Linked DNA regions of Homo sapiens: region 1 is linked to region 2. Evidence: chromatin loops called from intact Hi-C (ENCODE). Cell type or tissue: mammary epithelial cell. All regions are shown on one strand. Links, peaks and the distances in the headings refer to the core of each region. The heading gives the core; the rest is flanking DNA.

Region 1 (16,538 bases), core at 4,954-12,953, 310 kb before region 2:
TTTTTCTGCACAAGCTCTTCTTCTCTTGTCTGCCACCATGTGAGATGTGCCTTCCACCTTCTGCCATGATTGTGAGGCCTCCCCAGCCACAATGGAACTGTAAGTCCATTAAGCCTCTTTCTTTTGTAAATTGCCTACTCTGGGATGTGTCTTTATGAGCAGTGTGAAAACAGACTAATACAGTGAGTCTGGGTCAGTGTGTGTTTATGTTGAACGTAGTGGACTTGTGGTGTCCCCAGGGCACCCTGTGGGGAATGTTGGCCTGTGGCTTTGCTACTTCCAGGGGGATTTGGCATGGAGAATGTGTGTTTTAAGTAATAGATAGATTATGATTGAAGTGTGTTATGGGCTGAGTTGTCTCTCCTCAAAAAGACATGTTAAAGTCCTAACCCCCAGTATCTCAGAATCTGACCTTCTTTGGAAATAGTGCCTTTATATAGGTAATCAACTTCAAGTGAAGTCATTAGCACAAGCCCTAATCCAATAAGGACTGGCATTCTAATGAAAGGGGAAATTTAGACATAGAAACAGACATGCACAGAAGAAGATGATATGAAGAGACACAGGAAGAGGACGGTCATGTGACTGGAGTGCTGGGTCTGCAAGCTGAGAAATGCCAAGGTTTACTGGCTAACATCGGAAACTAGAAGGGGCAAGAGTGGACTCTCCCCCTCAGAGAGAGTATGGCCTTGATTTCAGACTTCTAGCCTCCAGAACTGTGAGGCGTACATTTCTGTTGTTTTTGAAGCCACCTAGTTTTTGATACTTTGTATGGGAGCCCTAGGAAATTAATACAAAGTGTATTAAAAATAGAATTTTCTTCTATTGTATTTTTGAGGCAAAAGAAATAAGGAGCTATTGATTTAAGGAGGAAGGTTTGGCTCATCTAGTATAGACTTGGCTAATCATTTACTCTTGTATATTTCTCTTCTGCCTGCCCAAGTAGTTCACTGAACAGGCTTAGAAGTTGATTTATAATTGTAAGAGTTTACACATCAGAAGTTAATTTATAATTGTTAACAGTTTCATGCATCTACCTCATAAATACCTTGTAAAAGATTTTACCCTTCAGAATAATGTTTTCCTCTGGTACTTTAGTAGTTTATCCTTTTTTTGCATCTTTGATGCATTTGAATTCATCCTGGTATGCTGTGTGAGCTGGGGCTCCAATGTCGTTTTCCTACAGATGGCTCCACAGTTGTTTCGGTTTCATTCGAACAGCCTCCTACAGAAGTATTTTTCAGACTTCTTTTATACTTGACTTCCAAGTTTACTACTGGTTAAGAGCTTTTAAAGTAGGGGGAAAGATATGACCCATTGGCCTACTCGTTTGATTATTTTTTCCAATTCTGAAATCAAAAATTAAAAAATTTATTCAAAGTTATAGTTTCACTTAATTTATATTAACTGCATAGATAGTGTGATTCATCTGTCCTGCTTGGACATATTTAGTAACTTTTAATTAATCTTAGAGATAAAAGATAGAAATCTATGAGACTTGAGACATTCAAATAAGACCAGTACTGATAAGAGGTAATCAGGTGAAGTGCCATTTGGTTGTAATAGGACATCAAAATTGTTCCCCAAGAGTGAAGGATGTTCCATTCTCACTTTTCCCATCTGTCCTCCCAAATTCTTTCACTCTTCCTGATGCTTTGAACCAACTTGAAAAGTTAGTCCACTCAGAACCTCAGCTGTTAAACTTTTAGCCTCTGCAAACAAACTAGCCGTTTTCCTCTTTGTCCCTTTACCATCAAGCTCAGTTGCTTCTCCTACTCCTCTCCCTTCTGCCAGGGGCTCCACCCTTGTTCCTCATTCAACAGTGGAATCATCTGTGTGCCTGTCTCCTCTTTACTGTGTACCATTGGGTCCTCTTCTTCACCATCTCTAAATTTATGCTTCTTCCCTGTTCCACTGTCACCAGCTTGGTCTACATCCTACTTTGATCATTTGGATTTAGGTCCCACCCTAATCGAGTATGACTTCATCTTAACTTGATTGCATCTGCAAAGACCTGATTTCCAAATACGACCACAAGTAAAGGTTCAGGTGGACATGAATATTAGGAGAGACAGCACTTCAATTAACAGTTTGGCATTAGGACTTTATTATCTAGCTTAGTAATTGTTTTAACAGATAAATAATAGTATCCCCTAAAGTTTAAAATGCAGAACCAGATTATGCCTCAGGGTGCCTAACCTGAGAGGAAGAGTCTTTCTTCAACAGACTCTGGGAAAGACCTTTGTAAAAAGGCTGGTGACCATTCTATTTGATTTCTACTTTCCAATATTAACTGCTTAAGTCAGACAATCTCCTTGGCCCACGCTTTCCCCTGCCATTCTCCCCTTCACATAATGTCTTCATTTTATTTTTCCCTTGTTTTATTCCCTGAACTCCCTTCTCTCTATTCAGATTCCCTGCCCATTTTTTCTCCTAATGAGACGCCTGACTTCCTACCTCCTTTTTGAAACTTCAAACTGCTTAGCAAATACAATTTTGAATTGAGTTTGCTGTCACAGAACAAAAACTAGTCCTTGGTCCAGAGTATCTTGCAGGACTGAATCAACTGTGGTCTAAGACACAATAATAACTCTTAATTATTTTCTTGTTTCCTTCATGGTATATTTGTTGCTGGATGATGAGTTTATATTATGGTTGAATTTCCTTTTTGAAATGAAAAGATGAATAGTCTTTATTGGCTGGGTATCTATTTTTATCCAGAAGACTTTGCAAATGAGAAATATTTCTACAATCTGAGTTTAATTTGCTTAAGCAATGAACTTGTTCTTTAAAAGTCGTATATGTGCAAAATAAATTTAAATTAAATAAATCATATTTTAATGTAGTCAGGGTAGCTTTCATTTAAATAAAACCTATGACAAATATCCACGTGAAGTTATCACTCCTTTAACAAAACAAGTGTTCTCCTTTTTTATTGAAATACTAGTTTTCACAAATTGAGATTCCTTAATGTGATGACCGCTTGGACTGACTATAGTATAGCTGCGTTCTTAGAATGGCCCTGAAACCACAAGGCCTCTCCAAGATGCATGTGGCTGACTTTCTGAGGTGACTGCATTGAATCTTTCTGGCTTAGCTTATTCTGCATCCAGATCCCTGGAAGCTATTTATCCCCAAACAGTGGTATATTTAGACCCATTGTGTGCTAACCTCTCTGTGCCCTAAGTACCAACATAGCCAAGCCAAAGTTCGAACTTTGCTGCCTTACAATGGAGGTTACATCGTAGTGATGAAAGAGGTTAATTTTCTTTAGGAGTTGAAGACCAGAGAACTGCAAAAAGGGGAGAAAATCAGTGTGGCCTCTAATGAGAGCTAAGTGAGTGAGGCAATAGAAAACAGTGAGGACCGGCCAGTGCGGTGGCTCATGCCTGTAATCCCAATACTTTGGAAGGCTGAGGTGGGCGGATCACGAGGTCAAGAGATCAAGATCATCCTGGCCAACATGGTGAAACCCTGTCTCTACTAAAAATACAAAAATTAGCTGGGTGTGGTGGTGGGTACCTGTAGTCCCAGCTACTCGGGAGGCTGAGCGGGGAGAATCGCTTGAACCCGGGAGGCAGAGGTTGCAGTGAGTCGAGATTGCGCCACTGCACTCCAGCCGGAGTGAGACTCCGTCTAAAAAAAAAAAAGAATACAGTGAGGACCTTGGAGGGAATCTTACAGTGGAGCAGAATTAAAAGAGAAGAATTCACCTATTTCCTATATAACTCCCTCTGTAACCGATAACTTTCTAGAGAAAGCTCACTGAATATATTTGAAATTTGTTTCATACCACTTTTATGTTATTGCCTTCTTTCACAGGAACCAGAGAGCTCTAACCTGTAGATTTGCTTTGTTGTCTTTACTTTAGACTACAGCCTAAACTGACTGTTGATTTTTGGCACAATTATTACATCTCTCCTTTCACCCCGCCTCTAGCCCTTTCTTAATTACCCCCATTAGGCATTTTTCTTGCTAGCGTGAACTAAATCCCCTGTCTCAAGCACGCGCCTGTACATTGAAATAGAATGTTAATTCATTGACGAAATTAACTGTTCTTGATTGGGAACCCCTAGTTCCAGGGAATCTTAAGGTTTCAATTCTGTTGCCTTGGTTACTAAACTGTTCCATGCAGTTTGCTCAACTTTGAATGGATACTTCTCTTAGGAACATTCTCCCTTGTAAGTAAATTGCTTGACGTGTTAAAATCTAAGTTCTGTTTTACAATTCTTGAGACAAATTCACCATGATTTAGTTTTAAAAACAAGTGGCCTTGTCCTTTTAGTCTAGGATTTATCACTTAGCTGTATCTAGCAAAGCCCCTCACACAATAGTAGGAAAAAGCAGAAGTGTGATTGCTAAATGAAGGGGAAATGTAATAAAATGATGGAAGTGCCCTTTTTTAGGGGGAATTAAAGTTTCTCTTTGTAGTGTTACATGTATTCATTATGTGACTTTCATAAATACAAACCCCAATAAAACGGTGGGCAGTTCCGTCTCTGGAGATGTTAAGTGTCTCTTCATAGAATAACATGGCACATCATAACATTTGATTCCTTTTACCTGGTCAAGATGTTTGCTTATGGCATTTGAAATGCATATTTTCAAACTAGGTAGATGAATGGTTTAAATATAAAAATTCATTCAAGGCCCTGAGCTATAGAAGAATATCTTCCAAAACATGCATTCAAGTTCTATCTGTCAGTGTTTTTCTTTTTGCATCAATAAGGCAGCAATGGAATACAATCAGATTTATTTTTTCTTTATTGCTGTCTACAATTCAGAGATATAACCTGAAAAATATGTTGTCTCTTCCCAAGTAGATCTTGTAATTCTCTGAACTGTGATCCAGACCAATGCCGCCTTTACATTGGGTCTGTGGAAGTGGGAGGGTCCACTGAACCTGGTTATGAGAGGTTTCAAATTGAAAAGATTTACAAGTATGTAAATAAAATCAAATAGTCAATTAGTATCTAACATATACATGTCAAAACACATAGCCCCAATCTCATAAAATCAAAGAGATCTACCTAAATAGATTTGTTTGCCTAACAAATAGCAAGACCACTTTGACAGAATCTTTAGCATGACAGTGATTGTCAAAATGGGTAAATGGTTATTATTGCCCAGTTAAGTAATTTCTGATTTGCTTTGCCTTGATTACTCTTAATAAACTAAACTTAACATACCATAGAAGCAATATTTTTTAAAAAGAGGGTATATTCTAGAGCTAGATAGGGTGTTGTGCAACAATGTGAATGTACTTACTACCATTAAACTGCATACATAAAAAGGGTTGAAATGGTAAATTTTATGTTATATACATTTTACCAAAATAAAGAAAAGTTATAATACTTTCCGTAGCATATATAAAAAAGAAACAGACATTTCATAGCAAAAATAGGATAAAAATGATATTAAATTCATAGGGGATTTCTCTTATCTAAAACTTTAGATTTGATTCTTAGATAAGAATATAAACACATTGCAAGAAGATAAATCAATAAGCCAATGAAGTAAGGTGGAATAAATAAATAGAAATAGGTGATACTTGCGGCTCTGACAGCATCTGATAATAATAGTACAAACAGTTTCATTTCATTTAACAGTTATTTGATGAACTCCTGTGTGCTAGGAACTGTTATTTAAAAAAAGTAACTTTTATTTTAGGTTCAGGGGTACATGTGCAAGTTTGTTATATAGGTAAACTCATGGCTCGGGGCTTGGTACACAGATTATTTTGTCACCCAGGTACTAAGCATAGTACCCAACAGTATTTTTTTTTCCGAACCTCTCCTCCTCTCACCCTCCCTCACGTAGGCCCAGTGTCTGTTGCTCCCCTCTTTTTGTCCATGTGTTCTCATTATTTAGCTCCTACTTATAAGTGAGAATATGCATTATCAGGTTTTCTGCTTCTGTGTCAGTTTGCTAAGGATAATGGTCTCCAATTCCATCCATGTTCCTGAAAAGGACATGATCTCTTTCTTTGTTTTTATGGCTGCAGTGTATTCCATGGTGTATATGTACCACATTTTCTTCATCCAGTCTACCATTGGTGGACATTTAGGTTGATTCCATGTCTTTACTATTGTGAATAGTGCTGTAATGAACATACGCGTTCATGTGTCTTTATGGTAGAACGATATATAATCCTTTGAGTATATACCCAGTAGTGGGATTCCTTGGTTGAATGGTAGTTCTGTTTTTAGTTCTTTTAGTTCTGTGTGTGAAAACACACCAGAGAACAAAATTGACCAGATCTCTGCCTTCACAGAACGTTCATTCTACTGTACCAGTTATTTCATGAGGAATATGAATACTGTTATTACTCTCTGCCCATTTCACACATGAAGGAGCAGAAATGGAGCAGAGTTTACTAATTTATCTGTTGCAGATAGTAGCTAATTGTGTGCCAGGTGCTGTTCCAAGCATTTTACCCCTGTTAACTCAGCTGAGTGCTTTTATTTTCCCCATTGTATGCCCAACTTATGGATGACAGCACTGAGGTAGAGAAAGGTTAATAACATAGAATAGTTTAGTATTAGGGAAACAATTTGAATTCTAGGACACTTTTACTGAAACTTAGCATAGGCTAAAGAAGTGATCGTGCATGTTTAAAGAGTTGTATCATTTTATCATTATTTGACTTTCTTTTCCAAAAAAAACAACCCTTCTCCTTTCTCTCTCTTCCATGTGACAAATACATGTCTGTATACATACATATATATGTAAATATAAATATATATAAAAATATATATAAATATAAATAAATATATATATATATATATAAATATATATATATATATAAAATTTTTTTTTTTGAGATGGAGTCTCACTCTGTTGCCCAGGCTGGAGTGCAGTGGCATGATCTCGGCTCACTGTAAGCTCCGCCTCCTGGGTTCATGCCATTCTTCTGCCTCAGCCTCCCGAGTAGCTGGGACTACAGGTGCCCGCCACCACGCCCGGCTAATTTTTTGTATTTTTTAGTAGAGATGGGCTTTCACTGTGTTAGCCAGGATGGTCTCGATCTCCTGACCTCGTGATCCGCCCACCTCGGCCTCCCAAAGTGCTGGGATTACAGGTGTGAACCACCACGTGCGACCCACATGTCTGTATATTACAGCCGTTGAAGGACACAACTTTTGCCATTGGGCGACCCAGTCCCCTAGTAAGTGTTCAAAAATATTCGCTATTATCATTGTTGGTGATTTCGAGGATTTGGATATAATTAATTTGAGCCTAATTTTTTAAGACTATTACATAACTATACAAAAAAATCATGAGAGAGCCTGGAATTTTGCAAAACTAGGATAGAAACCAGTTTCTAAAAAGCATTTTAAACATTCAGCTTGTGTATTTCTTTTCACTTGTATTTTGTGATCTGCCTCCATGCTTTCATGCCTTTCTCTTCAAACAATCTTATTACCACTAACCAAAAACAATTAAAATTTGATTGTTTTGTTTTTACATGTTGTTACAGTTAAGAAAAAAAAATTCTAGGTATTGACCCCTGCCAGTTTTCGGAGTTAATACTAACTAGTGATTTGGGGCTACATTTAAGTGCTTTAAGCTATCCTACAAGCTTAAAGTAGTTATACATGCAAATACTTAAATGAATTAGGTACAAGAATACAGAGGTAAGAAATAGAATCTATTGTAGAATAAATCCTATTTCAGATGTGACTGTTTTAGGATTTGAATCAACCACATATTACAGAAAACCCCAAGATAAAGCCTTGGCATAACCAAGACAAAGTTTATTTTTTTCTCTCACATAAAATTAGTCCAGACTTATTTTACCAGTGGTATGGCAACTCCACAGTCAAAGGGACCCAAGCTCATCTGACCTTCGATTCCCTTATCCTGGGACAGGCTTACATTCTCAAGGTCGACTCCTGGCCTAATGGGGCTACTGGAGCTTCAGCCATCACACTCTGTGCTTCCTGTTATATCTACTGGTCAGAACTTCAGATACATCTGTCTAAAAGGAACGCTGAAAATACAGTCTTTAAGCTGTGCAATTGTACCTGGAATAAATGAGTTCTTTTAATAAAAAGAGTTGAATGGATATTTGGTGGGCAAATAGCAGTCCATGCTACAATAATAAACTTCACAATTTTAGAATTAGATATCTTGTAATGAATATTCTGACGTGGTGTCAACTTATACCATAGATAGATTATAACTTTGAAAAGGAATTAGAACACAATAATAATAAATTCACACTAAGGCTCTTTTGGGGAAAAAAAATCTCTACCATTTATTGAGTGTTTATTATCTTCACAACATCCCTATGAGTTAGGGATTATTTTTGTGGACATTTTACAGATAAAGAAACAGAGGCATTGAGATGATAACTAGCTTGACTAAGGAGTGGCGGAGCTCTGGGCAGTGTGGTTCCTGTGTGCCCATAAGGCCATTGCACAATGCTGCTTCATCATGTAATTCAGAAAGTATTGCAGGATGTGGCAGTTGGTCATCATGAATGTTCATTGTTATCTTGTGGCTTTGTGAAAAATTCTGGTCATTCAAACGATTTGACTGTTGAGATTCTGTGCACATGAGATTGTACTGTGTACATGTTTCTAAAAATGTGTGTTATAGATCAAAATGCACACACTCATTTACCTCTAAGAACAGTTCTTATATTGAAGGGAAATTATCTGTACGTGAGAGAACAACGTGGTTTTGAGTACAAGTGGTGAACAGACATTGAATAGTTGTTTTCAGAAAGCATCACTCCCCTGTACCTCAGAACCCAGCCTCAGTGCTGGTTGCGAGCCAACAGCTTTGATGTCCTGAAGTTTTTGCATCACTTCTCTTTTGCCCCTCTTTGGGATTCAAAGATGATAAGTTTGAAGTGGAGTTCTACCGCTTCCATTGGAAGAGAAAAAGTTTCCGTGTGTGTGTGTGTGTGTGTGCGTGTGTGTGTTTACGGAGAGGAGTTCTATGCATCTGCAGAGGGTGCTGCCATCAACAAGGAGAACAGAGTGGGATGAAGGGTTTGGGAAGCCAGGATGGGCATCTCTGACGAGCTCCAGAACTCTCCACCTAAGTGTGCAAGTGTAAACACTCCCTGATGTGTGAACTGGCCATCTCAAGACTAAGTATTTAGCAGGAAATGCCCCCTATTCAACCCTTGCCTTCTCAGGTGTAGAGGTTGGGTTGTCTCTTCCATCTTTGTTTGAATTATGTCATTAATCAACCTTAGTGAAAGATCACTTAGTCATTTGTGACAGCATAAGTTCTTAATTGTTAGGAATCACTGGTGCGGCACACATCTTTTTCTATCCATGAACAACGTCAAATGCTTATTTTCTCATGAGCTTTTATTTTTTCCTTTTAAAAAAAGTTTCTTAGGATAAACACAGCCTTTTTCCTTGTCTCTCCCTTGCCCTCTCATCTTTTTCTCAATCTTTATATTCCTATATGTCACTGAAGAGTCCCCGTGCCAACGCTGTGCAGTGGGAGGCTCCTACCTCCACCAGCTTTTGAGGAGGTTGTAGTCCTGCAACCTTAGAGGTTCCACAGCCAAGCTGGGGGTCTTTCTGGAGCATGGGTGGTGAATCTGAGATCTATGCACCCAGGAAGCCTGACACATTATTGTGGTGTCTCAATTCTTTTTTTTTTAATTAGAAAAATTGTATCAAATTGCATTTGGTGAGAGCAAAAATAAACTGAAGTTGGTTGAGCTTTGGAAGACTACAAGCCACTGTAATATTTAAGATTTCTTGACCTCCAGAACTAACATTTGTCCTGTCAGAGAAAATAATTACTCCTGTTGAGAATACATGCATTAAAGTAAGATGTTCACTACTCTATATGATCACCAAACATTAAATAATATGTTTTACACATGTATGTACTATGTGTTCAAGTGTTTATAAATCCATGGAGCCAATAGAATGTAAGTTCTATGAGGGCAGAAATTTTAATCCATTTTGTTCCTAGAACAGTTCCTGACACATACTGGTGTTAGGGGTAGGTCTTCAGATTTTATGGATCAAATGGAATCTCCACACTTAAAAAAACTTAGAGAAAAACTGCCTTAATGTGCCCATAGTCTGGTTGGAAATGGCAGCTCCAGGTTCATTGATTGCTTTGTTCATTCGGCACTTTTCACTGGACATGCTATGAGCCCAGCAGTGTTCTGGGTTTTTGGGATACACCAAGCCCTGCCTCCCCGGTGCTTAACATTCTAGTGGGGGAGACAGAAAGAAAGCAAACATGGTGGACAACTTAATTATCTATTTTTGAAAGTTGACAGGAACTGTGGACAAAAGAAAACAAGAGCTGGAGACAGCAGTGCCAGGGCAGGGTGAGGGTCAAGTTAGAGTAAGCCTCATTGAGAGATCTTTTGAGCAACACCTGAAGGAGGAGGTGAGAAAGTTAGCCATGTGGAGGGAGCAGCATTCCAGGCAAGTGGCCCACCAAGTGCAGAGTCCTGACAGCAAGAGCAGTTCTGGAATATTCTAGAAACAGGAAGAAGACCAATGTGACTAGAGCAGAGTGAGGCAGGAGTGAGAGAAAATGTGATCAGGAAAGTAAGGTCCTGTGGCCACTAAGATTTTGGCTTTTATTCTGAAGGAAATGAGGACTCATTGCAGGACTTTGAGAGCATGATCTGACTTGTCACAAGTGTTCTCTTTGTCTACTGGGTTGAGAAGACATCCAAAGGGGGCCAAAGATTGAGGCAGGGAGAGCAGCTAGGACAGGCTCTAGCAATCTAGGTGATAAATGAGGACCGATGGTGGCTCTGACAAGGGTGGTAATGGAGACATGGTGAGGAGTGACCACATTTCAAATATATCTTGAGGTAGAGCTGACAGGATTTTCCCGATGGGCTGGGCGTAGTATGTGAGAGAAAGAATTCAGTTATGGATGATTATTTTGTCCTGAACAATGATAAAAGTTGAGTCAACAACTGATATGGGGAAGTCTACAGGTGGAACAAGTTTTTGAGGAGGAAATCAGTTCAGTGTTGGCTATGTTGAATTTGAGATGTTTTTAGACCATCTGAGTGGAGAAATCTGGAGTTTAGGAGAGAGGCTGGACTTGATATGATGTTATGGGTCCTCAGCATAGAGATGATGAATGAGATTAGCAAAGTAGTGAGTGTAAAAAGGAAAGGGAAGGAGACCAAAGATTGAGCCTTGGGACAGTCAGAAAGAAGAGAGGGAACCCGCAAAGGAGATTGAAATGGAATCCATCTCACTGTGGCATCGTGAAAGACAAATGAAGATGGTATAAGATGAAAAAGTGATCAGCTGTATCAAATGCTGCTATTGGGTCAAGTAGGGTGAGAATTGATAATTTTCCATCTTGTCAAGAGCAGCCGTGATAGAGGGAGGGGGTGGAGATATACTTGGAATGAGTTCATGAAAAAATGGGAGGGAAGGGATTAGAAGCAGCAAGTATAAGCAGCTCTTTCAAAGGAGGGAGATGGGGAATGGCTACTGGGATGCCATCACATAGATAGGAAGGTGGAACCCTGTGCACTGGAGGAGGGAGTGTCCTCACAGAGGAGGACAGGCAGGAAGGTAGAGTGGGCTGCTTTGGGCACATGTGGTTCTGTGGATGTTCTCTTTTGACAGCTTCAGTTCTTCAGGGAATTGGGAGCAAGTTCATCAGCTGAGAGTGAACATGGGGCAGACAGTGTGAGAGGTCAAAGCGGCAAGAGTAGTTGTGCCACAGTCTTTTAGGAGAGAGGGAAAGTAAATGGAATGGGGAAGGAAAGTAAATAGCATGGCTGCTGAGCTGCGTTACAAGCCCACCCGGTGTTGGGTTGTGAGGTGTAGTTGTGGGCTCTTCTTCAGTCGGATTGTCAGCATGGGCGGCTGGCAGAGAGTTGAATCTGACAGGGCAGCAGTTCTGGAAAATGAGTATGATGAGTCAAGAAAGGGACCAGGAAGTGGAAACTGTGTGTGAGGCAGTGATGCTGATGAATGACTGTGGAAAACAATGGAGGTGAGGAGGGAGTGGATGTTGAGTGGCTAGGGGACAGTGAAAAGGGAGTAGGATCCACTAGCTTGCTGCTTGTCTCTTATAATTAGGATCAAGAGCTTCTGCCGTCTTCTAGGCATTCTGCTGCTTCAAGGGAGTCTCTGAGATTGGGTTCTGCATGGATGTATTGAAACATGCACCTAGGTGTGTTTGGAGTCCTGCCAGAGACCTGCTTTCTCTTTATTCTTATCCTGAGGCCCTTTAGGAGGCTCAGATGGAATAATTTTTATGGTTTCTTAAAACCCAAGTGGGTTACCTAAGCCATCATAGTTCTGCCCCCTGTTCCCTGAGAGGACCACGGGAGCACCCTGAAATGGGTTTTCCACTCTGCCATCCCCCACTTGCCTGCTTGGGTGTTGACCTCAGCCATCTACACATATCCCGGATGTAGTGTTGGGCCCCTGGTTGATGTCATTCCTTTTCAAATGGGATCTTTTACTACAGCAATCCAGCAACAAACTAAATAGCGATAGAGTTTTCTTTCCCTTACAAACCACAACCACAACCAAGGGAAAAACCAAACCAAACCAACCAAACAAACAAAACAAAAGTATGTGGCTTCTTACCACAGCCCCCTATCTCGCCCAAGCCTTGTGGCTCTTTGATCTCTGGTGTTCTGAAATTGCGTAATCATGTGCTTGCTCTTTTTCATTCATTGTGCTGGGCACACACTTAATGGACCCTTTCAAGTTGGTTTTCTTTTATGGGGTAAGGGTAGGCAGGACTATTTTTTAAGATTTCTTCCACTTTGTCTTCCAATTGTTCTAATGAGTTTTTTAAAATTGTGCCTGTCCTGTTTTTAAATTCCAAGAGATATTCTTTGTCCTCTAAATGTTTCTTATAAATATATATAAAATGAATAATATAAGCATATAGTTTTGCATAGATTTGAGTTCGCTGTTACAGTGTCCTTTTATTTCTCTGAGGATATTCATTATAGGTTTTTTAAAAAACACTTTTTCTGGTCCCCAAATTATCTCTTCTCTCTAGACTTCCTCCATTCATGCCTTCCTTCCCCCCTCCCTCCCTTCCTTTGCTCTTGCTCTTGATTTTGGAGGCTTGTCATAAATATTTGACCATCCATTCATTTTTTAACCATAACGAACTAAAAATGTTAATTGGAGCCCTGTGTGTTCCTTGAGCAGAATGTTTGGATTAATGAGCTTCCGTGCAATGTTTTCTCTGGAATGGATTAATTTCTCCAGATCTATAATTTTTCAATCTCTTTCCAGGGGGTAAAAGCCTGGTTGTCTGTTTCATGAAAGTAAAAATGTGGGTAAGAGTGATCCCAGCATTCAGAATGCAGACTTAGTAGCTGCTTGTTTTCAGTCCTGGGACTTCACCCACCCTCACCACAGTTGGTATCCCAAAGTGTGAAACTCCTTAGATTATCTTTCTCAAGAAAATGAAACTCAGATATTCGTGTCCTTTGGCCATTTTTGATTAGCTTATTTGTTTTCTTCCTTTTGAATTGTTTGAATTCCTTATGTATTTTGAATATTAACCCCTTATTAGATTTATGGTTTGCAAATATTTTCCCCCACTCTGTGGGTTATCTTTTCACTTTGTCAATTGTTTACTTTGCTGTGCGGAAAGCTTTTTAGTTTCATGCTATCAAACTAATTTTGCTTTTGTTGCCTGTGCATTCAAGGTTGTATCCAAAGAACTCATTGCCCAGATCAATGTCATGGAGCATTTCTCCTATGTTTTCTTCTGGTATTTATATAGTTTCAGTGCTTTTCTTTAAATTTTAATCCATTTTGAATGGATTTTTAATAGGGCATAAGTGTCACTTCCATTTTTTTATATGTGGATATCCAGTTTTCCCAACACCATTTATTAAAGAGGCTGTCCTTTCCCTATTGTGTATTCTTGGCACTTTTGTTGTAAATAAGTTGATCTTACTTGTGCGGGTTTATTTCTGGGCCTTCTAATCTGTTCCATTAATTCATGTGTCTGTTTTTATGCCAGTATCACACTGCTTTGATTACAATAGCTTTATAATATATCTTGAAATCAGAGAGTTTGATGCCTCTAGCTTTGTTCTTTTTGCTCAAGATTGTTTTGGTTAATTGGGGTCTTTTGTGGTTCCATACAGATTTAAAGATTATTTTTTCTATTTCTGTGAAAAATGGCATTGGAAATTTGATAGGAAGTGCATTGAATCTGCAGATCACTTTGGATAGCATAGATTTTTTTTAACAATAATAATTTTTCCACTCCATGAAGAGGTATACTTTTTTCATTTATTTTTGTTTTCTTCTATTTCTTTTATCTGTGTTCTGTAGTTTTTAGTATTCAGGTGTTTCACCTCCTTGGTTGAATTTACCCCAAGTATTTTGCTGTTGTTGCTATTGTAAATGGAATTGTTTTCTTAATTTCCTTTTTGGATAATTCTTTATTATTATATAGAAAAGCTATGGATTTTTGCATGTTTATTTTGTATGCTTCAACTTTACTGCATTTGTTTATCAGGTTTTAACAGTTTTTTGATAAAAGTTTTGGTGTTTTCTGTATATATGATGATGTCATCAGCAAACAGAGACAATTTCATTTCCCTATTTTCTTTCTTTTTTTTTTTTTGAGATGGAGTCTCACTCTGTCACCCAGGTTGGAGTGCAGTGGTGCGATCTCCACTCACTGCAAGCTCTGCCTCCTGGGTTCACACCATTCTCCTACCTCAGCCTCCCGTGTAGCTGGGGCTACAGGTGCCCGCCACCACGCCCAGCTAATTTTTTTGTATTTTTAGTACAGACGGAGTTTCACTGTGTTAGCCAGGATGGTCTCGATCTCCTGACCTCGTGATCCACCCGCCTCAGCCTTCCAAAGTGCTGGGATTACAGGCATGAGCCACCGCGCCCGGCCCCTATTTTCTTAATCACGCGATATATACAGGCTTGTTGAAAAACATGAAAATGATAAAGAAGTTTATGTATTAAGAGGCAAAAGCTATGATGTTCAACTCCTCTAAAACCACTTCTTAGTAGGTGAACATTGTTAAACAGTTTTGTGAATCTGCTTCCAGATTTTTTCTAGGCATGTTCATACACATATACACACATAATTTATTTTTACCCAGTTGCGATCATGTATCATCTGATCCAAAACTCGCTATTTTTCAGTTAATATGCAGTGACTGTCTTTCCAAACCATAGTATATATATATATCTCTAAGAATTTTTCAAATCTGCTATAGTTTTTAAACATATTTATTGTTACATACATATGTGTATAAGTTACTTATTTGCTTATTTCTTTGAATATCTTTGTCTAGCTTTGGAATCACATAAATAATGAGTACAAATGGTAAAGAAATTTCATGTGGAAGGATATATAGAAAAAGTACAAGTCTCTCTTCTCATCCACTCTATCTCATTACCTAAAAGGTTATCCTTAGAGCTTTATATAATACATCCCTGAAGTTTAGATCATTTTATTGCCTCCCAATTGTTGAGAGTAAGGAATTTAGTACATATACCTTTCCTTTCACTTTCCTACCCTCTACCTACTTAATGAGTTCGATTATAGTTTTTCAGTTCACCCACTGTTAAATAATATACCTATATTTATAATATACCTATATAATATACCTATAATAAACCTATATTTTTGACTTATCAACTTTGGACATATCTATTGGTGACTTGTGATGAGAGATGAAATAATTTGTACATTTACCCTTCTTTTCCATTCTTTTCCCCTACCCATTCTCCCCTTTTTGGCTAAATGATTGCTTTTAGGTTGATAAGGTTTATAATAGCTACTGTTCTGTGGTTATAAAATTTGTTTCATATTTTATGTGAAATTTGATTATACAACTAGCATTCAAAACATTATTATGTAAATATTAGTTACTGTAATCACACAGTGACGCTCAAGGAGGTATTTACTAAGCATACAGATCATTCCTTCTGGATCCAACTCAGCAGTTGCTTTGCTGTGCCTTACCTCATCTTTCGTGGATTCCTTTTCTTTTGATTGCAATATATCCTTGAGTAATTTTTCAGAATCGATATGTACTGTCTGAACTCTCTTATACCCAAAAAATTTGCTTTCACATTTGCTAATAGTTTGACAGAGTATCAAATTCTGCTTTCAAATTCTTTCCCCTTCATGGCTTTGAAGATACTGCCCCACTATATATTCTAAAATCCATTGCTGCTAATGAGAAATTCTGGTGTCACTCTGACTCTTATTTCTTTCATATCACTTGGCATTTTCTTCCGAGAAAATATTACTTATCTTCAGAATGATGAACCTTCTCTATCATGTCTCTAGGTGTTAGGGCTTCTTTCATTTAATCCTGTAGGTCCTCAATAGGCTTTTTAATTAAAGTCTCATTTTATTCGGGCTCTGTGAAATTTTTTGTTATGTTTTGGCTTCTTTTTCTCTTTTGTTGTCTCTCTTTTCTCCTTGAATGTCTTTCTGATAGATATAGCATTCCCATTATCTATCATGTCTTTCAGATTATCCTACATTTTTCTCTTTGTTTTCTTTTTCTACCATGTTTAGAATTCTCTTACACGTAAGACATC
Region 2 (16,538 bases), core at 4,145-12,144:
CTTAAAATGTGCTCATTATATGATCACTCCTTTCTGCCTGGAAACTGACAGCTAAATTGCTTCTTCCCTCTCTTTTCCTTCACCTTTTCACACCACAGAGAGGAAAACAACCTATGAGGCACTTTGTACAAATGACCAGCGATTGCTGAAACAAAGCACTCAAATGCAAAAATGTCATTAAAAAAAGAACATTCAATGCTTTTATTTCTAATCCAAAGGCAAGGGAGGCACAACATGAACCTAAATTTGAACAGTCCAGGTATTGTGGAATGTCAGTGGCAGCAGGGCAAGGTTTGTTCAGTAAGCACAGCATGGAGGACGCTGGAGTGTCGGCTCCAACTGAGAGCAAAAGCAGCTCTTGAAGATGAAAGCGGGTAATGGATGAGACCTCCAGGAGGTCTGCAGATGCCGGACGAATCACACAGGTGCTTTATGAATGGAGAATAATACGCAAGCACAGAATCTAGAAATATCGTAGATTTCTCTAACTTAAGATAGTCAGAAAAGACTGCAGTCCCTGATTCAGAACTGTACATACCTCTCCTATTCAAAGGATTGGAGGGATACTAGAATATGAAGGGAGAGCTAGCAGTCAAGTCCAGAAGATCCGTATCAGGAACAAGGAATTTGAGCTATGAGTCTGGAGGACATTTTATCAGGGATTTGAGGAAGGATGAATTAAAATACAGGGAGGAGGTCCACGCAAAAAGTATAGGGCACCATTTGCCAGGGTGGATACGATTCTGGGACACCTGCTTCCAGGAATACAGTGCTTTAAGTTTCCCAGGGCAGAGCTGGTGGCTATTTCTGCAGACAGAGGTAAAGAAGCCTCCTGGCCAGAGAGGGAAAGTGAGGGGGCAGAAAATTCACAAAAGCATGTGCTTTTATAAAAACAGAATAGAAAGCGTGGCTCTGGAGAGACGTATGTGTGGCTATCCACAGATGACAGGACACCTTATGACCTTCAGACCAGCGATCCCCAACCTTTTTGGCACCAGGGGTTGGTTTCTCGGGGGTGGGAGAGACGGTTTTAGAATGAAACTGTTCCACCTCAGATCATCAGGCATTAAATTCATAATAGAAGCATGCAACCTAGATCACTCACAAGCATAGTTCACAATAGGGTTCACATTCCTATGAGCATCTAGTGCTGCTACTGTTCTAACCAGGAAGCAGAGCTCAGGCAGTAATGCTCACCTGCCTGCCGCTCACCTCTTGCTGTGAGGTCCAGTTCCTAACAGGCCACGGACCCATACCTGTCTGCAGCCTGGGGGTTGGGAAGCCCTGCTTTAGACCATCTCCTTCCATTTAACTCTGGCAGGTTGCGCCTGCTTTCTAATGCCTACTTTCTCAGCTCCAGCGTTTCCCTCCTCCAATTCACTACAGTTATTGACACCCTTTGCTTCTGGTTTAGCCTCTCCCAGCCCCTAAGCTAGTTCTGGCCAGAGCAGAGAAACAGCAGCTTCCGCAGAGCAACAGGAAAGGTTTTAGAATTCACTCCGATAATACTGCTGACTTGGAATGAGCCTAGATGGACGCTGCTAGCCCAGGACAAAGGACTAGTCTTGTATCTGAAGAATTCCTCTGGGCCACAGCTGTGGTAGGCATCCCAGGCTGGCTTGTGTTCCTGACTCCCTCATTTGCCCTCTAACTTTCTAAGTCCTCTGACTTCCAGTTGTTCCCTGGCTTCTGCTTAGAGTGAAGTAATAGCCATTATCTGGAACCATCTGTTGCTGTCTTCAATTCCCTTGGATTTGGCATGCCTGGTGGAACCAAGCCCGACAGCACACAGTATCCCTCCCAGGAACCAGCCTTGCAGATGGGTCCATAACTATTCCAGCTGACCACTGGCTTCACTTCCCTGCCCTAGACCCACCAACGTCCCAATATGTTTCTCATTAAGATCTCCTGAAATTATTAAATACTGGAAGTGGCAATGGAAAATAAGATGGCCTCACAATTGAGTTCCAGATTTGTGGAAATCCTTCTGTCCTAGATGTGCATATCCTTGATTTCCATCCTTACTTTTTCAAGTTTGCAAAACACACACAAAAAGAGGGCACTTAAAATGTAATGGTTTAGGCTAATAAGGAATCAGATATTAATCATCTCTGAGGAAAAATATTGTCTATAAATCAAATAAATTTTCACATATAAATATATAATTATGAAGGGAAATGTGAAATAGACTTGTTAAGAAAAATGTAGAGTGAAAAATTGGTGTCATGTCTTAGTTTGAAATTGATCATGAAAATTAAGTTGATTGCACAGTTATAATCCCTCAGCATAAACTCTACATCTTTTATATTAGTTAATATATAATGTAAAATATTTGATACCACTTGCTCTTGTTCCTGTTCCAGAACATTCTGTAGTAGTTTCTGCTTGGTACTAAATTCTTGATGTAGGCTTTCCCATTTCATTCTCATCTGGTCTTCAGCGGATGATTTCTCCCCTTCCATCCCCAACTCCTGGGATAACACATCAGGTTTTTCGCTATTAGAAGAATAAATAATCTAAGTTTACAATGTGCACAAAAAAGTGATAAGACAGGTAACTTATTGTGTGTACCAGACCTGGCTTCTCAAATGAAATAAGATTACCTTAGTTATTAGCTTACACTTTAAAAATAACAAAAATGTTTAGGCCAATCATAAAGCAACTATATTCCTACTCATTGATAAACTGAACCATGTGCAGAAGGGATACTTAAAAATGCATTGAATAAAAATAATTGTAACATTTGGAATAAAAAATTATAGCACGATTACAGACTAGTATCCTTTGGCAAATAGCAGAAAAGTTAGTTCAAAACCTTAAAAATGTGTTAGTCTAGGGAGAGTTACGATTATGAGTCCAGAGAAAACACAGGACACAGGAGGGCGGTGCAGGACACAGGAGGGTACAACAGGACACAGAGAAATAGTACAGGGCCTGGAAAGGTAGTACAGGACAGAGGAAGGATCGTACAGGACCTGGGAAGGTAGTACAGGGCATGGAGGGATAGTACAGGACCTGGGAAGGTAGTACAGGACACGGGAATGATCATACAGGAACTGCGAAGGTAGTACAGGGCATGGAGGTATAGTAACAGGGCCTGGGAAGGAAGTATAGGACATGGAGAGATAGGACAGGACCTGAGAAGGTAGTAGAGGACCCTGAGGAGGAATAATACAGGACCTGGGAACGTAGTACAGGGCACGGAGGGATAGTACAGGGCCTGGGAAGGTAGCACAGGACACGGGGAGATAGTACAGGGCCTGGGAAGGTGATACAGGACATGGAGGGGTAATACAGGGTCTGGGAAGGTAGTACAGGACACGGAAAGATAGTACAGGGCCTGGGAAGGTAGTACAGGACATGGAGAGATAGTACGGGACCTGGGAAGGTAGTATAGGACACGGAAAGATAGTACAGGGCCTGGGAAGGTAGTACAGGACACAGGAATGATCGTACAGGATGTGGGAAGGTAGTATAGGGCATGGAGGAATAGTACAGGGCGTGGGAAGGTAGTGCAGGACATAGGAAGGATCGTATAGAGCCTGGGAAGGTAGTACAGGACACAGAGAGACAGTACAGCACCTAGGAAGGTAGTACAGGACACGGAGGGATAGTGCAGAGAGATATGGGAGGAAGGCCCTGCAGTGTCATCCTTAAAGGTAGGCAGCAATGTGACATCTGAGATTGGTATGGCTCTTATTTATTTATTTATTTTTGAGACAGGGTTTCACTCTGTCACCCAAGCTGGTGTGGACTCGTGTGATCACAGCTCACTGTACACTCAAACTGCTGGGCTCATGCAATCCTCCCACCTCAGCCTCCCAAGTAGCCTCCCAAGTCTGGTATGCACCACCAGACTTGGCTAATTTTTTTTTTTTTAATTCTTTGTAGAGACAGGGTCTCACTATGTTTCCCAGGCTGGTCTGGAACTCCTGAACTCAGATGATCCTCCTGCCTCAGCCTCCCAAATTTGTGGATTTCAGGAGTGAGCCACCATGGCTAGCCAAGTTTAACTTTTAGAGTGAGACAGACCTGGATTATGACCCTCCCTCTAGCACATTATCTGTGACACTGGGGTAATTTGTTTCACTTCTCTGTGCCTCAATCTTCTCATCTTTAAAATGAAGATAGTATCTACCTTGCATGATTATGAGAATGAAAGAGAATACATGCATAAGGCCTATAACCCTATCTGGGAAATAATGGCCACTCAATAAATGGGGGTTAATAATGACGAAAATGGGCTGGGTGTGGTGGCTCATGCCCAGCACTTTGGGAGGCCAAGGCAGGTGGATCACCTGAGATCAGGAGTTCAAGACCAGCCTGGGCAACATGATGAAACCTCATTTCTACTAAAAATACAAAAATTAGCCAGGCATGGTGGCGCACACCTGTTGTCCCAGCTACTCGGGAGGCTGAGGCAGGAGAATCACTTGAACCCAGGAAGCAGATGTTGTGGTGAGCTGAGATTGCACCACTGTACTCTTCTTGGTGACAGAGCAAGACTCCATCTCAAAAAAAAAAAAAAAAAAAAAAAAAAGATGAAAACAGGAACAACCTAGGGTGGCTGAATTTCCACGGATCTTCATTCTTCAGGACCTTTGAAGTCCTAACTAAAACCGTGTCATCTAAAAGGAATACTAGATATTAATTAATATTTTGATGCAGGGCGTTTTGCTCAAGTGAAAAAAAAAGAATAACAAGTGTGTTGGCAGGATAATACTCTGTGGTACCCCAAAGCCAATTATTCTTAGAATAAATGTAAACACAACAGTGTCTTTAGATAAGTCTCTAGAAATAAGACTTAAAATTTCTGTAAACTGGCCAGGCACAGTGGCTCACACCTGTAATCCCAACACTTTGGGAATCTGAGGCAAGAGGATCACTTGAGCCCAGGAGTTTGAGCCCAGCCTGGACAACATAGCCAGACCCTGTCTCTACAAAAAAAAATTCAAAAATTAGCCAGGCATGGTGGTACATGCCGGTAGTCCCAGCTACTTTGGAGGCTAAGGCAAGAAAATCATTTGAGCCTGGGAGTTCAAGGCTGCAGTAAGCTATAATCACACCACTGCACTCCAGCCTGGGTGACAGAGTGAGACCCTGTCTCAAGAAAAATAAAACTCTTAAAATGTGTGATGCAGGGATTCCACTCCTAGGATATAATGCAGAGAATCTTTCCCATCTGAGAGACATGTAGGAAGTTAATTTAAACAATGCTAAAAGCAGCAATCTTAGGGCTGGGCGTGGTGGCTCACACCTGTAAACACAGCATTTTGGGAGGCCAAGGTGGGTGGATCACTTAGGTCCGGAGTTCAAGACCAGCCTGGCCAACATGGTGAAACCCCATCTCTACTGAAAACACAATTAGCCAAGCATAGTGGTGGGCACCTGTAATCCCAGCTACTCGAGAGGCTAAGGCAGGAGAATCACTTGTACCCGGGAGGCAGAGGTTGCAGTGAGCTGAGATCGCATCACTGCACTCCAGCCTGGGCAACGCAGCAAGACTCTGTCTCAGAAAAAAAAAAAAAAAAAAAGCAATAGTAACAATAATAATAATGGCAATGGCAATAGTGCAAATATCCAGCAATAAGAAAATGGGTGAATAAATTATGTTCACAAAATAAAATACTATTAAACAGTTAAAATGAAGAACTAGATCTATATCTCAACATGCATATATCTCAAAAAATAATGGCGAGTGAAAAAAATGCCAAAACATAATTGATACCTTCAGTTGAGTGTCTATAATATTAGTATCTGAATTTTTCTATTTTCTAAAAATTATTTTTAAAAAGCTTTGAAGTTCCTATGAGGTTAAATTTCTTTATTGCTTTTTTCTTTTGTGGTAATAGCCTATAGTATAGCACTTTTAATTCATTTGTATTTACATAAAAATTTGTAATAAAACCAGAGGAATATTTAATATTTATAGTCTTACATTTAATCATTGACACACGTACAACACCAGTAGCAAACCTTTTAAAACATAGCCTTTTGTTCCCCATGAAAATTATTCTTCTTTCCTTTTATATTGACATCAACAAATTTCCAGTTGTTTTTCCTTAGTAATCTTGGAAGGCACCCTCCATCAACCCTCGACAAGTAACATAGTACTTATTCCTTACACGGCAAATGTGTGACTCTATAAAGTAGGTCATGCCCTTCCCACAGAGGTTTCCTCACACAAACCAAGTCACATTTATAGTCTTAGAAAAGCAGCTGGCAAGTTAAGGGCTGAATATCAGGCTTTTTCCTAGCAAGGTTTATATATATATACATATATATTTACTTTGGAATGTAGATATCATTAATTCATGGTTAATTGTTTGCCTGGTACCCAAAGGCTTGAAAACAGGCTGAGCTGTTATCAACTGCATATAAAGGTGAAGTTTCTTAAAAATTTGTGTAAAAGTTAAAGAATTTATAAGTAGTCTTTAAAGTGGATCTTATATAGAAAGCCAGTACTGCACTGCAAATTTATTTTTAAAATATTTTTTATATTTGAAAGAGTAACTTACAGTTGTTTGTATTTCATTTAGGTCCTTTCCAAAGCTAAAGGCCAAGGAAAGAAAAAAATATATATGGTAATAAAGTTGCAGAAGATCCCTTCTGCTCCTTTAGTGATGATACATACAGAGAGGAAGCAATGCTGGATGGGTTCTTTGTCAAAATATTTGTTTGGCAAAAATATTCAGAAAACTATGCAAGATAAGTAAACATTTTAGAGGACCTGGAATGTAACGTGAAGGCAAGTCTTGGCTCAATCAACATGAAAGAAACAGTCTCACTTCGGGTTTATTACAGACACATATTCATGGTCTAATCAGCATCTTTAAGCATGATACACAACAGACAGTTTTTAAACTCCTTTATATTTTTAAGGCAATTTTTACAGTTTTAGGGTTATTTAAAGTCAGTCCCTGCTTATAGATGCCATAATACTATTCATTCCTATTCTTTTACATTGATATTTATTAGCCATGTCAAAACTTTCACAGATTTTTGTTTTGTTTTCCTTTTCTTGAATGCCTTCCTATTTCCTACATTTTTTGTCACAATATATCTGCTGCAATTGCATTTTAGTTTGTTTATTCTCCTATCACTTGCCCTCAGAATTCGTATATATGTATATATGTGTGTGTATATGTAACAGACTGTACGTAGTCAGCATTGACGTCATATGTCAGCACTGATTAAACTGCAAAAAAAAAGTTTAATTCCTATGTCGTCCATCTCTAAAATGTTTTTTTTATTATTGACGGTCTATTCTAGTTCTTATCTACACACATACTCTACTTTCAACTTTATATCACATTTTTACTTAGCATCATACATTTATTTTTTGATACGGTTACATCACTTTTGGTTAAGATTATATATGTATAAAATTTTCTTCAACTTTTTTATAGTAGTGAGCATTTATGTCTTTTTAATTATTTGGTATTACAAATAATATTTCCAAAACCACCTTCATAATACATATTTCCTCCTTTATGTTACTTCCCCTAAAAAATGACTATTCAGAAATGGGAAATGGAGTCAAAGTTATTTGCCAAAGGATACTACCAAATTACAACTTTTAGTAATACATAAACACAGAGGTTGCATGAAAACTTTTTTTTTTATGTTTTAGATTTCAAAGAAAGTTTTCCTGTATATCCTCTCAGTTGACATTCATAATTATCACAAAACTTCTGTGATGACCTTAGTGGATTATTATTCTAAATTCTACAGAGGAGGCTCACAGTCGAGTGACTTTTCCAAAGTGACCTTCGTGGAACTAGAATAAAACTCAGACCTGCCTCAAAATATAGTGGTGCTTCCACACTGCTGCAATTCCTCTATGACCTTTTAAATAAAAGTCTTCAACTTGAAAATTCTCCAACTTCCTTAATTTTTCTTGACTCTTCTGTGTAGAAGACTTTGAAAGTCTTCACTCCAGACCAAGATTTCAAAATATTTAACGGGCCCCTGCATTTATTTTTTAGAATGTTGTTAGGGCAAGATAAGCTCTTACAGAGAGAATGCTCTCCAGTGAGATACAATCATTCAGTTAGAAACATCATGCATCTCATTTATAATGCATTTCTTATTCGATTAAAAAGATGAACTCATGAGCATCTTTGGACAGATAGGCTGCGCAGGCTGGAAGGAGGGCAAACAAGTAAGCTTACTACAGGCGCTATGCTCAGGCAATGCAACAGAATGTTCAAAATGCAGGTACATTTACTACCCTAAAGTAAAAATAAGATGACTAAATTTTGCAGAAGATGTTTAAAATAAAATTTTGAGTGAGATGTTTACTTTTCTTCAAATGTCAGGGAAACACAATGAAGAGAAAATGGAAGCATTTTGAAACATACCCAGCATCACCAGAGGTCTCTGCCGCCGAATGTTGAATTAGAATCTCCTCTCCACGACTGGCTACTGAGCGAAGGAGACTCTTCTGCTCGGCTAATTCCTGTTCTAACTCCTGCTCAAGGGAAAGGACAAACGCAAACACATTTGCTACTTTATGATTATTGCCTACAATCATAGTTCTAGCTATAAAATTCTCAGAGAACTTCGGTAGTGAGCTTTTAAGTTTGCATATTGCATAAAGCATGAGGTTTATGTAAATATTCAAATGTGTCTCCAAAGTACTCTGTAGTGTTCTTTTGCTTTGATACAGGATACCTCTGAAAAATCTGGGGGTTAAAAAAAAAAAAAAAACCACCAATGGGAAAAGAAAATTTTGCCGGGCAATAGTGCCCTCAAGTGGTACAAAATGTACTCTCATTTTTCAAAATCAATATTGTCATGCTAAAAGGATAGATCCTTGGGAAAAGTGGCTTTTTAAGTTCTCCACTTAATTGATAAATTAGGTTATCAATAGATTTGGCTTTAATTCTTCATTATTTATAATAAATCCTCTTGTTATTTGAGAAAATAAAATATTTGAATATGCTTTTTACATACAGTTAAGGTACCAATGAGAAATCATTCTTATTCATCAAAGTTCATTTGTTTCACTAGGCAACAATTAGCAATCCTATTTTGTAACGACATCTACTTGAAAGTAAAAATACAAACTGCATTCATTAAAAAAAATAACAAACATGCAACTTACACTTTCACCAAACCTCAAAAGGCTTTCCTGAGATTTATATTAAAATTAAATAGATTCAGAGGGCAAATCTGAAAACAGAATAGGTATCTCTGGTAAAGAAGATGAGAGCCATGTTACACTATTTGTAAACCTAAACACAAGCTTTTCTTAAAGACTGGATTTTCAAATGACCAATCATCCCAGTGGTCATGAGTCAATACACTGAAACACCAACATCTTGCTTCATTCAAAGAGAAGATAAAGAGACACTCTGTCTTTAGTACAGAAGCAACTTGTCTGTCCTTCTGAAATATGCCTCTCAGGTTCTTCTCTGGGCAGATCTGCAAGCTAGAGAGAGGTAGGAAACACTTTACTTTTTGTTGCTGGAGACTGCTCTGCCGCTGCTGGGTCCATGTGGTGCGAGCTTGGGCCAGCCATTCCTGGACGCCGGGGCTCTGCGTGGCTGTTAGGTCAACATCGCTCTCCTCCTTCTCCTGTGCTGTTCCCTGCTTTTAACGAGGCAGAAATCAAGTCATGCTACACACCGGAAAACCTTAACCAAAGGGGAGAGAAGGCTACTTTGGTGTGATCTATGTAATGATACCAAAGTGGCTCCACTGGGATGTGAAACCACATTTTTTAAAAAAAACAGTAACACAAAACCCATCTAAGTTATGGCATTTGCAGGAGCAAGAACAACATACAGATAATCACACATAGAACTGTTTGAGGGGAAAACCCATATATTTAGAGGTTAGTCTTTTAGCTGACCAATGTGGTCATCAGATATTCCAGATTTTTTTTCCACAAAAACATAACTCAAGATCCTTTGATGAGTTTGTTTTTTAAGTCACACAAAGGTAAACTGTTTCTCAAATGATCATTACCCACAATAATTGTGTCTCTCCCGTGAAAGCATTACCCTGCCTTATGTCACTTTCTCTAATCCAGGTCCAGACAATGAAAGATTTTTAGAATAATCTTCCTAAAAATTTTTCTAAAAGATTATTAATCAAAGACATTTTAATGTCTTTGAGAAGCAAAAAGTTCACTGTTCTGTAAGGCATCATACTCTCTGGAATTCAGTAAGAACTTAAATTTGATTCTCAGTTCATATGGGAGAAAATGTACTGCAGCATAGAGGCAAGGAGTCTAAACAAGGGTTTCCCAGGCCGGCTGGACATCCTCTGTTCCACCTTTCACAGACCAGGTCTTGACCTCTATGTCACAGAGCCTCACCTCCACCACAGTAACTCAAGTCCCAAGACACTGAACTAGGCAGGAAGCCTCATCCCTGATACTGGTCTGTGTAAACCTTCTGTGTCTACCCTACTAGGGCGATAGATTTAAATTATTCCTAGAATTCTCTATCTTTGAGAGTCTGCTGTTTATATAATAATATTTATAGACTGACCTACATAATTAATAGACTGTACTCAAAGATGAAAACTCTTTAAGAGTCTTTCTTTCAGAACCATCAATTAGCACATTAAAAAAAGTCATTTACTGTGGGCACGTGTGGTTACCATTTTACAAATTCAAAGCTTAATTGAGCCTTGAGAGGTCAGTGGTGTGATTATTAAAGGTGAGATCTCTGAAAAAGTACCCTTCACTCCCTCCATCACCATCACCAGAAACTGGCCCATTGCTAAGCTGGCTTGGAGAAAGTCTGACTAAAGGAGAAAGACCAAAGTAATGACTCAGCACCTAGGCAAGAGTTGATCCTTCCTGCCTGATTATTCTAATGGAATTTGAAAGGCCCTAAAATGTTGCACATCAAATGGGATTAGTTCTGAATGAGAGCTTTTCTACTCACATAGATTCATCTGTCAAAGGATAAATTATAATTTCAATATAACTCATTCACTACTTAATAAGCACTCACTAGACACTGTTCTAGAAGCTGGGAGTGTTTTGGAAGCCAGATGAGGGCCCTGGTGGGGAGTTAGACTATAAACAAACAGATAACTGAGCTGAAGATAAGGCCTACAGAGACTGATAATGGGATAGAAAGTTTTAGGGAGGCCTAAGGAAGCATCTTTAGAAGAGACAATTGCACTCTGCATGACGAGAGACCACCAGCCTTGCAAAGATCTAGAGTGAGGGCATTCAGACCCAGGGAACAGTTGGCACAAAGACCCTAAGGTGAAAGAAATTTGCCATTTCAGAGAGAACAGAGCAGTGAAGAGGACAGCAGGGCTGGCGTACCATGGGGCAGAGGAAGGATATTTTACAGGTTGCTTCCACGGAGGAGCCTCCTGCCATCTATTTCTGGAGCTGCTGCTCGCCTGCCCCTGGTTGTTCTTTGCAATGTCTGAGCACAACATGGGACCCAGCCATTCCAGCTCATCCAACCTAACTGCCCACAGAGACCCTTCTCTCGCTCTCCTATTTTCAGAGTTTTATACTCACCATTTTAGGGAAATAGATGGGATCTGTTTACCTTTCTGTTTCTTCTTTTTTTCATTAGAATCTCATGATTAAATTGTCTAATAGACTTTATCTTTATCTTTGCAAGGCGGTGTCGGTGCTTGAAGCTAAATGAACAGTAAAAACCTGTAGGTAATAGTATATAAAACTTTCTCCCAGATTCTGAGCCCACCCGAGCTCAGAGGTACTTCCTTTCCTTTCAGATGATCCAGCCAGAGATTGCAGTTTAGGTAGAACAACGGGGGTGCAATGGTCTAATATATGCTAGTTGCATTTTGCAAGACCTTCAGAATGGGTGACTAGTGACACTAAATTCTCCACCTTCTGCGGAATTTCTCAAAGATAAGCAGTGATTTTCCTAGAGATGGGAAGTTTGGGTGGATGGGCATTCTCCCAGAACTGGAACCCATGATTTTCTGCATGAAAACAGATTCTCTCTCATCTAAGACTCCACCACCTTCTAAGAATAAGCTCTAAAAGATCCTGGTTCTTCCAAGCAAAGTTGAAACAGCAGTTCAAAAGGAACCCATAGAAAATGGCCTCAAGAAATCAGTGGACGAGACTGAAAGTTGTCCCCATCAGAGCTGCTCCAGCTGCCAAAGTAGTGGCCCTGGCCATGACCTGCTGACTTGCTTTTGTGGGATCCAGGCCACTTCCTCTCTGCTTTTCTCTTCAGCAAAAATTTGTTTTTCAGAGCCCGGCCTGAAGACTCCCTTGGAAAATTCTCCGAGCCCTGAGCCCAACACGCTCTTCTACACCAGTTACTATGGTCTGATTGAGAGAGGTTGGCTCAAGTTCCTTACACCAAATTTGGATTTGGAACACTGACAATCGAAATGTTAGGTCTTAACAACTTCCTCACTTTTATATGCACAGATATATATTCAGATTCTATGCGGTTAGACTCAGTTTTTCAGTGAGTGAATTTTTCTCTGAATGATTTAGTCATTGTGAAACATAAGACTTGGACCACAGGAAGCAAACCATGATTAAGAATCCAGTTCAAATTTCATTCTCTTTCCCCTGGGGATAAGAAGGTGCAGCCAGAAGGAATGTAATTATGGTAATTACTTTCTCTGAGGTGTGATAACAGTTTTCTGCCATGCCTAGGGAATGCAGAGGTTAGGCGGTTTCTGTCACCAGTCCCCACTGGGTGGGGCTACATAAACTTTATTTTGGAAATACTAGAACAGTAACCACTTTTGCCAGGAACATTCCTTGGAAGATGAATGAGGACTGGGCAGTGCTAAACATTACATAAAACATTTCTTTATAAAGCTTTTTATTATTTTATGGGGCAATCTCTCTGTTCTTTTAATGAATGATAATGTGTGAAAAAGACCCAGCTTCATGAAGATACCACGTAATTCAGGAGATCTTACTACATGCCCTTAAGATCTTCACATAGAGAAGCAGTCTATTTGATAGGAAACAAAAAAGCATAGTCATTCACTGATACCCATGCAAGTCAAATTAGTTAAAAGGAATGGAGGTAAGAGGTATTACCATCTCCCAGCTTCAGTAGCACTAAGTAATGGTGTGCTTACAGACTTAGGAAGGTATTCCAACCCTCCTGAATCATCCAAGCCCCAATTAAAGAGCATTAACATTGCTGAGGGCTGCATTTAATGGATGATTTGTTTTCTGCAATTAACTTTAGTTAATTTCAGATTAACTCCAAATTATTTTTAGTTTTCTACATAAAGGGACATGATCCTTTTCATGGCAATAATAATGTAAACAGGGCTCCTTTTCTTCCCACAGATGGAAAAACAATCTTCCAGGAAGCTCTAATTATTTTAAAAGATCTAGTAATATTTTATATGCTGGGAACTTCATTAGATGAAAGATGATGGAATTTATAGATAGTTTAAAAATAAACAGTAACCAATTTCCATGTAGTAAAACACTACCACATTTTTCTGTATTTACACTTCACCCAATGTGGGCAGGGTCAGGACTTGACTCAGTTTAAAGAATTCCCGTGGACCTGGGCAGGATCTGCTGGGTGTGGACACCACAGTGGTGTGTACATGCTCAGTCCAGCCCGCTAAGTCTCAAGCCTGGCCTTTCAGCATAGCAGAAGCTTCTTCGTCTCAAAGAATGTGATTTGGAAACAGTTGGTTATTGTTATTAATTATTTTAACTGCTGCAATTTGAGCATTTATTGTATTACTTGCATTTAAATCCTCACTGTTTTTTTTCTTTTTGATTATTTTTTCCACATGTTCTAAAGAATTTTTTTAAGTTAAATATTATTATCCATATTTTACAGATGAGAAAACTGATCCGTAAGAAAGTTGTGGAAAATTTAAGGCTCTTGCCCCAGGTCACCTCGTTAATAATGAATGGGAAAAAGATAAACAGATTTCAATCCTGGCTTGTGGATATGCTTTCTTTGGCACACAAATTATTTTAAAATTTTAGATTTAAATGTCAACGTTTAAAAGTTGGGAGGCTTTAGAAATAAATCCACATTCCCTATCTCTTGAAAAACTAGAAGATCCAGCAATGCCACTTGTAAATTCTTGTGTGATAATAGCTAGAGCTTAGTAACAGCTGCTTCTTAGACAGGAGACCAGCTTGCCAAGGGCCAGGCTGGGCCTGCTCCCCTCATTGGTTTTGCCCTTCCCAGGCCACGAGACCTTGGAATTTGTGGTTCCTGCCTTGTTTAATCCCTCTTGTGCTTGTGAGTGAGGATCAGGCCGCCCCTTCCCTTACTACCTGCCTCTAGCGGTAGGGTGGGGCAAGGGAGTAATAAGAGCTTTATAAATGATTGCTATCCTACCTAGGAAACTTTCAAGGCTTTCCCTTTATTTTAGCTTCTTTAGAAATTAAGTTCATTCAGAGATCACCACTGAAAATAGAAGAAAGCATTATATATTAGACCTATAATAGCTGTTTACAAAACTAGGTGAATTGCTGTCTACTTTTACAGCTAGAAAATCATTCTACTTCTGTTCAGTTTTAGTATGTGTAACCTTTTCTTTTGACTTTAATTACAAAGTCACATTGCATGTGCATTTTCAAGTGTGTAAATCCAAGTGAAAAGTTATATTTTTTATTTGCATCTATTTACCCAACACAGAGTTCAAACGTCTTTTCATATGTTCATTGTCCATTTATATTTCTTTTCCTGTGAATTATCTCTTCATATCTTTTGTCCATATTCTATTATTTGATCTTTCCTTATTGTTTTACAAAAGATTTGTGAATTGCATAGTTTCTTCCCTGTTTGTCTATGTCTTTTGTTTTATTTTGTGTTACTCATTCCTCCCTGTCTATGTCTTTCAATTTGGTTACTTTTTTGGGGGTGGGGAAGGGGGGTCATACAGAACTTTTTTATTTTTGTGTAGTAGTTTCATTTTTATTTGTTTATTTATTTATTTACTTATTCATTTTTGAGATGGAGTTTCACTCCTGTTGCCCAGGCTGGAGTGCAATGGCGTGATCTCGGCTCACTGCAACCTCTGCCTCCTCGGTTCAAGTGATTCTCCTGCCTCAGCCTCCTGAGTAGCTGGGATTACAGGTTCCCACCACCACACCTGGCTAATTTTGTATTTTTAGTATAGACGGAGTTTCACTATGTTGGCTAGGCTGGTCTCGAACTCCTGACCTCAGGTGATCCACCTGCCTCAGCCTCCCAAAGTGCTGGGATTACAGGTGGGAGCCATGGCCCATTTGTTTATTTTTTTAGTTGGCGTCTCACACTGTCACCCAGGCTGCAGTGCAGTGGCACAATCATAGCTCGCTGCAGCCTCAACCACCTGGGCTTAAGGGATTCTCCCACCTCCTCCCAGCTTCTCCCATCCCAGCTTCCTTAGTAGCTGGGACCACAGGCGTGTGCCACCACGCCCGGCTAATGTTTTTATTATTTGTAGAGATGGGGTTTTGCTATGATACCCAGGCTGGTCTTGAACTTCTGGGCTCAAGCAATTCTCCCTTCTTAGCCTCCCAAACTGCTAAGATTACAGGCATAAGCCACCAAGCCCTGCCAATGTATTAGTTTAAAAGAAGCTATAAAATTATGGGTTTGGGGTATACTGGCAAAGGTTTTCCCTATCCTAAGATTAAAAAAAAAAAATCATACATTGAGTACCTTGCAGACTTAAGTTTTATATTGAAATCTTTGATCCACCTGTGATACATTTTTCTGTAAAATATGGGGTAGAAAATACAGTTTATCACGTTTCAAGTGATTATTTACAGAGTGAGTCATATTTTGTCCACTGATTTGTAATGCCACCTAAAATATTTATCAAATTCCTTTACATACCAAATCTCTTTCTGGAATAGTTATTGTTTAATTTTCTGTTCACATATTTATTGCGCCAACACCAAACTATTTTAATTATTGTAATATTGTATTTTAATATGTGATTAGACTGGCCGGGCATGGTAGCTCACGCCTATAATCTCAGCACTTTGGGAGGCTGAGGTGGGTGGATTGCCTGTGCTCAGGAGTTGAAGACCAGCCTGGGCAACATTGAGAGACCTCCATCTCTACAAAAAATTAAAAAAATTAGCTAGGCAGGTGGTGCGCGCCTATAGTCCCAGCTACTCAGGAGGCTGAGGTGGGAGCATTACTTGAGACTGGGAGGCAGAGGTTGCAATGAGCTGAGATTGCGTCCCTGCACTCCAGCCTGGGTGACAGAGCAAGACCCTGTCTCAAAAAAAAAAAAACAAAAAAAAATCCACACACATATATGATAAGACTAATAATCCCTCAAAACTCTTCATTTTCAAAATTTTATATGGGATATTACATTATTCCTCTAACTTGTTTTTTGTCTATGTAAAAACTATAAATTCTCGACTTCTTTTTTTTTTTTTTTTTTTTTTGAGACAGGATTTCACTCTGTTGCCCAAGCTAGAGCACAGTGGCACAATCTCGGCTCACTGCAACCTCTGCCTCCCAGGTTCAAGCAGTTCTCATGCCTCAGCCTCCCAAGCAGCTGGGATTACAGGCATGCCCCACCACACCCGGCTAATTTTTGTATTTTTAGTAGAGATGGGGTTT

What was found. Peaks named below come from ENCODE experiments on the same cell type or tissue, not always from the same donor. Only the 100,000 strongest peaks of a DNase experiment are listed, where the experiment ranks them.
Region 1: a loop joins it to region 2, with 17 times the contacts of the local background. A loop is called at or near these places in 2 of 110 quality-filtered maps.

Annotation. Positions count from the first base shown.
Region 1 is chr6:151,950,074-151,966,611 of GRCh38, forward strand. All of the region lies in intron 4 of ESR1 (estrogen receptor 1), which reads left to right. Among named protein-coding and RNA genes, the nearest start is that of ESR1, 150 kb to the left of the region's middle. In mammary epithelial cell, for the core only: no CTCF peak of the experiment used is centred there; a DNase peak (open chromatin) is centred at 8,448; H3K27ac peaks cover 849 bases.
Region 2 is chr6:152,259,693-152,276,230 of GRCh38, forward strand. SYNE1 (spectrin repeat containing nuclear envelope protein 1) reads right to left here. Exons shown (of 146, transcript NM_182961.4): 99 at 9,463-9,594; 100 at 8,364-8,473; 101 at 2,340-2,496. Among named protein-coding and RNA genes, the nearest start is that of SYNE1-AS1, 110 kb to the right of the region's middle. In mammary epithelial cell, for the core only: a CTCF peak has its summit at 8,756 (motif pointing left); DNase peaks (open chromatin) are centred at 9,319 and 10,779; H3K27ac peaks cover 568 bases.